2 separate regions of the Homo sapiens genome follow, and region 1 is linked to region 2. The links are chromatin contacts, found by Hi-C or POLR2A ChIA-PET in ENCODE. All regions are on one chromosome and are shown on one strand. The core of a region is the stretch at or near the end of the contact, and the rest is flanking DNA. Distances in the headings are between cores, read along the strand shown.

Region 1 (4,455 bases), core at 1,950-4,449, 240 kb after region 2:
TAAGTCAATACCTTCTATTGTTGCTCACAAATATAAGGATCAGGTGGACAGTTTATCTGGTCTTGGTTGGGCTGATGCAGCACCTGCTATCAGCCACACAGTAGGTGGCTCTGATCTTGGCTGGGTTCCTGCATGTACTGGAGGATTGGTTGGTCTAGGATCGTCTCAGTTCTTCTCCACATGATCTCATACCTTCTAGTAGGCTAGCCTGGGGCTTACTCTCAAGGCATGGAAGGAATCCAAGAAAGTGGGGAAGTGTGTAAGACTTCTGGAGGCCAAGGCTGGAAACTGGCACAAGATAACTTCCAGAGTCTCCTGGTCAAAGCAAGTCACAAGGCCAGCCAAGTGGTGGGGAACAAAGACTCCACCTTCCCATGAGAAAAGCTGCAAAGGATGTAGATACTGGGAAGGATTGGGACCATTTTTTGTAATCAACCTATCACATGGTGGTTGAGGAATTTAGTTTCTAGTGGGGTGGCCACATGCCCTGCTGAAATTCCAATAGTTCTATTTATAATAAAAGGAAGAAAAGGAGAATGGATATTAGGGATAATTTATAGACTCTGCCTCAGAAGGAATCATAGTTCCCCATTCATCTTCCCTAAATAGAGGACACACTCTCAATCTCTTGCCATAAATAATAATAATAGCACTCTGACAAAATTTCTATTCTTCTTAACTAGAACCCATTTCTGATTCTCCCTTGACTGTGCTGACCCAGCAACTTACCCTGTGACCTCTTAATCTACAAAAAAAATCAAGTGCAAATTGCTTGCAAACATATTGGGGGTTTAATACATACAGTCTTTATTTTGTAGTACCTAGCAAGGTAGCATCTTTATGTAAATGTACTTTAAAAATATTCACTTTATAAAAATTTTGTTATATTAAAAAACAATTTTTATATAAACCTATTTCTTCTCTCTCCCATTAAAAATCTGTAAGCTATCCACGTAACAGAAATTAACTTGTAACCCCATAAATCTATAAAAAAATTCCAAGCAATAACTAAACATTACCACTGCCTCCAAATCCAGTAGCCCAAATCTGGACTGACAAGTACACCCTAGTATTTTACTACACCCATTAAGAACACATGGGAATTTGGGGATTCTTTAATACAGGCATATGTTTTACATTTAAGTAAAAATGCACAGTCATGCTTGAATTTAACATAATTTCCTCATAGATTGCTTAAAGTGAATGGGGTCTCTGGGGAATTAATAATGGCTTCTGGAGTTTCTCATCACAGGTTTCTAATAACTGACCATACACTGCTTTGATTTTCAAATCGCAGTACTTGAGGGCTGTTTGGTGGTGAGCATAAAGTCAGCTGTTGGTCTAAAGGAAAGAGAATAAAATTGTCAAAGTTCATGGTGGCAGCCATCGTCATCATGTATTTACCTGTTTGTCAGTAGTTTCAAGTTGGAGACCAAACAGACAACGAAGAATGTGATCATCTTACTTCTAGGCAATTTTAGCACAGCGGCAGGCTCACCAGCAGAGTGTGACCTCTCACTGCCCCTTTGTACAACTACGGATTAAGGAAAAGAATCTTGGTTGGTGTTTCTCAATGTGCTCAGAGGCACCAATTGTAAAGCATCTGTTACTTTTCTGTTGCATAGCTTGACATGATTTCTCAGGAGGTCTCAATTTCCTGTAAACCAGGATGTGATTGTCATCCTGAACTCTAACCTCCTATCTAATTTTTAAAAAGATGGATGAGGGTCATGTTAAGGGGAAGGAGGGGATGCTGTGAGACGGGGGCTGGGAGTCACACAGCTCTAAAGGTTGCCAAGGTTAGTGGGTAAGGTTTCCTTCTGTAACCAGAAGTGAAAACTCTGACACTGGGCATTCTGGAATAATTGGGGTTGGCCCCCACTTTGACTGTATGGATTTATAAACAAGAGAGATCGGTGGTTACCACATCTCCCCCATTTTCCTGTGTGGGTCCCATGTTTAAAAATTCACACGTTCCTTTTGAGAAATCCTCTCAAAAAGCTTATTAGTCTTCAGACTACTCCTGTTCCTTCACAGAAAGACATACATACCTTAAGCCATGTTCAGAGATGTAAAGAAAGGCTGCAGTTGGTTTAAATCCCTCAGAGGCCTTCAGAAGCAGGAAATGAATGAAGAGGCCTAGGTGTGGAAGCCACAGAGAGGGGCAGGGTTTTTCAGATAGAAGATCCCTTCTAAAGCCATCATTGTGCATCAAGGAAAACACTGTCCTTAAGTTAAATATTTCTATGGGAAAAACTGGTCCCAGGCATTGCCTAAGATCTTAACCTTGGTACTCTGAGCACAAAAGCTCATGTGACCAACAGTCTTGGTTTGTCCAGGACCAAGGGGTTCCTGAGACGTAAGACATTCTGTTTTAAGATAACCTTAACCCACATTACCAGTGCTCATGGGGGAACGTGAGAGTGAAAGGAATGTGAACATTCCTTCTACTTAACAGAGAATGAATGTTCCAGTTGGCTCCCAAGGTGGCGGCATGGATGTGGGGAAACGCATGGCTACCATGGAAGGTCCTCAGAGGCCAAGCTACTCTAAGCTCCTTGATGGTCTCAACTCCCAAAGATTCCAGATCTGATGTAGCTTAAAATGTTAGGGTTCAGAATATAACTAGGTCAGCTCTTCAATGCCTCTGAGGACAATTCTAGGACTAGCTGAGGTATAGGGTGTGCTCATTCGGCTCGCAGTCCTGGTCCACATATGAAAGTGTTCTGTACAGTAAGGACATTTTGACAGTTACAAAGCTACCTTGAAATAAAATGCAGGTGGTCAGGATATCTGGTAGGGCTTTTTGGGTGCAATTTCAACTGTTTTCAGTATTAAGTATGAAGACCTCTCTTTTTAAAGATACAGACATCAAAAAGTTGCCATGCCTGACAATAATTAACACCCCTCTTATTGCAGTACTGAGATGCAGAGAAGTTCAGGGGTTTTCCAACTGACCTGTTTCCCCATGGCTGATCAAATCTGCATGCAGTACCTCTAAGATCAGAATGCTGGTCCCTCCTGTTTGGTCTCCCATCTAATATCAAGTCCACATTTTCTTCAACATTTTTTTTTCCCATTTTTTGAAGATGGCAAAACCCCACCACCTAGGAATTGTGCTCCTCCTTGACTCTAAGACTGAATTATGCCAATTCATTTTTATGGTATGCCCTCATAGTCAAAGGAAAGGTTTATGTGGTTTTGTCGTTGACAGTAAGGGCTCTGGTGTCACATGCTTGAATGGGAATCTCGCTTTGGCACCTGGTTAGCTTTTTGCGACTGAGGGCCACCTACACCCTTAAAAGGTAGGCTGAGCTTTTATTAGATGACTTATTATAGCCTGGTATAGTACATCCTGAATACATATTATTTCCTTTCTTTTTAATTCCTAAATAAGTTTACGTGATGAACTTCTATGTTTACTTCCTAATCTTGGAATAAGAAGAAAAGACTGACTACTTCTGCAGTTGCTATCATCAGTGGATTCCTGTAGAACAGATAAAAATCTTCCCCTTGTTTGCAGCTTGATGACAAATTAAGGACACAACGTTTTGAATGATTTAAGATCAACAAATATAATCTCAAACCATTTCCTCAATAACCAATGGTCTTGCCTCAGTCAAGGATCTGCCAACATTTTATCTAACATAGCTACAAATACTATATCTAGCAGTAACTAGTGTGAAAAATTCAGCATTATTATGGTACAAAATAATTCCTAAATTTTAGAAATGTTATCCCTGTATTTTTAAGCTAAACAATTTTGTTTACTGAGTGTCAAATTACTCTTAAATCTTATTTTACATGCATTTTAAAAAATTTATTGGAATTGTATTGCCTGCTGCAATTACAGATTTCAAGTAAAATGACCATGTTATTTGAAATCTAGACTTCAGCTCTACTAAGTTTGTTGGTTTCTCTGGAGTTTCTCTAGCTTTTACATTTTGAGGGCTGTGTACATTTGTCATGAAGTATGAATAAATCATAAAGTTGGGGAGAGAAGTTTTACAGCCTCTTCATATCACAGATGGGCATTAAACCTAAAAATGGGTCACAGGAAAACAAACAGGTCAGTGACTAGAATTCCTACTAGAGTTGTTGTAATCTTTGGTTCCTAAATATCACAAATTTTGTTTTGTTTTTGAGACAGCGTCTTGCTCTGTTGCCCAGGCTGGGGTGCACTGGCGCAATTATGGCTCACTGCAGCCTCGACTTCCTGGGTTCAGGTGATCCTCTGACCTAAGCCTCCCGAGTGGCGGGGACTACAGGCGTGCACCACCATGCCCAGCTCATTTTTGTATTTTTTTGTAGAGCCTGGGTTTTGTCATGTTGCTTAGGCTGGTCTCGAAATCCTGGGCTCAAGCAATCTCTACCTCGGCGTCCCAAGCTAGGATTACAGGTGTGAGCCACCAAGCCTGGCCTAATAACACATTTTTAAATGGTCTGATGTACAAG
Region 2 (3,981 bases), core at 1,450-3,949:
CTGCGCCCAGCCCCCCACACCTCTATATTTTTCTTTACAGGTCTCCTCCCTCCAGGAAAAACACAGTCCCTTCTCCTTTATTAAAAATGTATATTCTCTTCCAACAGGTCAACTATTTGTGTCCAAGCCATTCCCTGGACAATGATCAGAAACTGAATTCTGTTTTTATTTCCCTTTCAGGAAAATCATTCATTTGCTCCTTCATTCATTCACAGCAAAAGTTTGAGCAGTTACTGTTTTCTAAACCCTGTGCTAGATGGCTGACATGATCCATATGCTCACAGAGCTTAAAGTATTGAACAAACTCAAAAAGCCAATTATTAAAGCTAAATAAATGACTAAGTTTTCTTCCTTTAGAAAAAAGTATTTGGCTGGGCATGGTAGCTCATGTCTGTAACCTCAGCACTTTGGGAGGCGGAGGCGGAGGCAGGCGAATCACCTGAGCTCAGTCAGGCATTCAAGACCAGTCTGGCCAACATGGTGAAACCCTGCCTCTACAAAAAATACAAAAATTATCCAGGCATAGTGGCGGGCACCTGTAATTCCAGCATTTGGGAGGCTGAGGCAGGAGAATGGCTTGAACCTGGAAGGCAGAGGTTGCACTGAGCTGAGATCGCACCACTGCATTCCAGCCTGGGCAACAGAGTGAGACTCTGTCTCACAGAAAAAAAAAAAAAGAAATACAAAACTTAGCTGGGTGTGGTAGCACGTGCCTGTAGTCCTAGCTACTTAGGAGGCTAAGGTGGGAGGGGATCACCTGAGCCTGGGACATCAAGGCTGCAGTGAGCTGTGATCACACCACTGCACTCCAGCCTGGGCAACAGAGTGGGACCATGTCTCGAAAAAAAAAAAAAAAGTATTCATTTTGTTAAATATTTTGTCAAACTAGCTCCCAATATTAGTGTCATCTGGACCCTTTCACTTTAATTACCAAAATAGCTGACTGATCCAAAACTCAATCAAGTTAGACTAACTGGTCCCTCGCCCAAGAGTTTTACAACTGGCCAAAAGTAAGTTTCTCTCTGGGTGCCTGTGGTCATGTTCTTCAGGCAGGCTGTGGGCAGCCAGGAGCAATCTGCGATGTGAGAAAAAATAAAGCGCACTTGGAGTGAGAGCATAGATGAGAGTTGGAGAGAATTCCTGGTTTCTGTTGTTTCTGATATCCAGAACATTTCAGTTCCTGGGTTATCAGACACACACTCAAATATCCCTATAATATTATCTTTTTATTTAAATGAATTAATTAGACTGCTGTTACCTGCAACATAAAGAGTCTTAGCTAATAACAAAAGTGGTATCAGAATGACTAATTCTCTCCAAAGTACAGTGGTTGAGTATCGGCCCTGAAGCCAGATCACGTGGGTTCTTCTGGCTTCTCCACTTACTAAGCTGCACATAACCTTAATGTTGATTTCATAATCTGTAAAATGGGATTACATGACCACCAACAGGAATGGTTTAAGTTTTAAATGAGTTTCTAATGTTCAAAGTCCTTAGAACAAAACTTGACCCACAGTTAAGACCGCAACAGAAGTTAGCTATCACCACCACCTCCAAGGGGGATCTAAATTCTACGATATACTGATTTGCTGATGTTTCAATGAGACCACTCATCTGGCTTGACACATTCCCTACTGTACACATGATACACAGAGAGCATTGACAAGGCCACTCTTAAACAGGGACAGTTTCCACATCCAGGTGAATCAAGAAGAGTAATAAGGTAAGGAAGAGAGAAAAAGCAGTGGCTGGATTCTCCACAGCTCCAAGCATCACACTGTTCTCTCATAAGGAGCTTCTACACAACCAAAACCCCAAACCTGCCCCCACCCCAATATTGAGTCACACTGCTCTTCCTTTGATGCTGTTGGTTCTATAAGCCTGAAGATTTTTATGCATTTTTGGATCCAACAGATGACTTCAGCTTGCCAAAAACAAACAAAAACAAAAACAAAAAAATGAACCCACTCCCGACTGGTATAACTCTTAAAATCCTTTATTATTTGTGATTTTTATTTTTGTGTGTGATGGGGGTAGGGCAAGAGATGAAGGCTGCTGACCTTTGTGAACCCTAAATCTATTTATAATACATATTGACTAAGACTCCCTCTATCCACTCCATGCTCTTGTCAGGGGATATTATAAAGGGCTCAGAATAAATTAAACACCATCCTGAAAGGCTACTTAACTAGAAGCAAGCATGGCCCAGAGATCAAGCACATGCATGTAAGAATTAGAGGAGCCTAAAGAACCAGGAAGTAGTTAAAAAGAAAAAAGGAAAAATAATATATGCATGATTTTTCCAAAGATATTTTCTTGACAAAGTATCTTTTAAATTATTCTAGAACCAAAATTCCAGGTGTAGCTAGCTAGGTAATAAGAAGGAGTGGAGGGAAGGGGGAGGAAGGGAAACATGTGGCATACCCATATCCTGACAATGCCAGGGTTTCTCTACAGAAATTCCGAAATAGCAGCAAACTCCTCAAGAACCCAGGCCAACAGAGCCAATCAATCCATGCTTATCAACTCACAAATTTGCTGAAGGCTTTCTCCTTTTATCTGCTTCTCTTTCAGACATCTCTTATTTATAGAAAGTAGTGAGCTAAGCCTGAGGGGAAAACCAAAGTCCCCATTTCTAACCGCTCTTCTAGACCCCTTTCCTTTCTCAGTTCCTCTTTCCTTTCTCCTTCTCTTATTAGCTCGACCTCAACCTTTTCCTTGGACTCCCTAAATCTGTAAACTTTCCCACTTCAGCACTTTTCCAGGAGAGGGGCAGGTATGGGGGCTCAGGCTACTGGTAAACCCCGTGCTTTGGGAGGTTGAGGCAGAAGGACTGCTTGAGACCAGGAGTTTGAGACTAGCCCAGGCAACACAGCAAGACCCCACCTCTCCAAAAAAATTTAGAAAACAGCTGGGTCTGGGTGTGGTGATTCACACCTGTAATCCCAGCACTTTGGGAGGCTGAGGCAGGAGGATCATCTGAGCTTAGGAGTTCCAGACCAGCCTGGGCAACATAGTGAGATCCTGTCTCTATTAAAAAAAAAAAAAAAGCTGGACTTTGTGGAGTGCACCTGTTGTCCCAGCTACTTAGGAGGCTGAGGTGGGAGGATCGCTTGACCCCAGGAGTTCAAGGCTGCAGTGAGCTATGATCACACCATTGCATTCCAGCCTAGGCAACAAAGCGAGGCCCTCTCTTTTTTTTTTTTTTTTGAGGCCCTGTCTCAAAATAATAATAATAATAATCCTCCATCTTATCAAAAATAAGAACTTATTTTCAAGAATCAAAGAAAAAAATAAAAAATACAAGACGGAGAAACTGCCCCTTCTGCAACTGCCACCCCCCTCTAGCTACAGCTTGTCAGAACCACTGGAGGGCTTTTATTTTTCACCCCAAATTTGCTAATCTCTCCTTCCATCCACCCTGTCCACTGAAAGTAAACCCCTGTTACTTATTGATGGACATTTTCCCTCTTCCTTAGGTGTGCTGGGACAGGCACAAGCCTGGAAATCACCAGACTAGAGTGTGAGACAAATCTGAGGAAAACACTGAAATCACATAAGGTTTAGATGAAATTGAACTATGATAAAAATTATAAACAAATTTACATCTTAGGTCATTAACGAACCTTTATATAATGTCTTGTTCAGTAGCTATGTAACGTTTATTTTATATTGAAAGCATCTATCACACTTTTGTATCTCCAGATGATCTAATTCAGTGCTATGCACACACAGACACCCATAAATGCTCAGTTTGTAATTTGAGTCAAATAAAATTTTTCAAGTCTTCTGTTCTGATGGTGACTCTAATGTTTTATTGCAAAAGTAACTTCTATCTATATGCATCAACTCCAACGCCTTTACCAGCAACTGCTTCGATTAGCACTGGTAAATATCCAAATAATGATCCCATTTTCTCATAGATTTAAATACCTAACTTTTTAATCACTAAGTATACTGTGTATCTTCTCAAAAATTAAA

Evidence for each region. A loop is a pair of places that touch in the nucleus more often than their neighbours do. ChIA-PET counts read pairs that join two places held with the same protein, here RNA polymerase II (POLR2A). Pooled maps may share reads with other maps.
Region 1: a loop to region 2 is called in a pooled map, with 9 times the contacts of the local background. The contact joins two enhancer-like sites. A Hi-C loop is called at or near these places in 5 of 37 single-sample maps with no recorded cell type and 4 of 50 pooled maps. POLR2A ChIA-PET finds 5 or more read pairs at or near these places in 4 of 52 experiments (GM12878, H1, MCF 10A and 1 more).

The regions. Positions count from the first base shown.
Region 1 is chr3:23,592,200-23,596,654 of GRCh38, reverse strand. No RefSeq gene overlaps it. Among named protein-coding and RNA genes, the nearest start is that of UBE2E1, 210 kb to the left of the region's middle. RefSeq lists enhancers at 2,624-2,733, 2,754-2,803. Within about 2 kb of position 3,199, at least 2 of the 41 ENCODE cell types and tissues checked have a DNase peak (open chromatin) inside an H3K27ac peak, as active enhancers do; they include GM12878, where a contact is called at or near this core.
Region 2 is chr3:23,828,394-23,832,374 of GRCh38, reverse strand. The region is part of intron 3 of UBE2E1 (ubiquitin conjugating enzyme E2 E1); the gene reads right to left. Among named protein-coding and RNA genes, the nearest start is that of UBE2E1-AS1, 23 kb to the right of the region's middle. RefSeq lists enhancers at 837-886, 1,407-1,616, 2,536-2,965. Within about 2 kb of position 2,699, at least 2 of the 41 ENCODE cell types and tissues checked have a DNase peak (open chromatin) inside an H3K27ac peak, as active enhancers do; they include GM12878, where a contact is called at or near this core.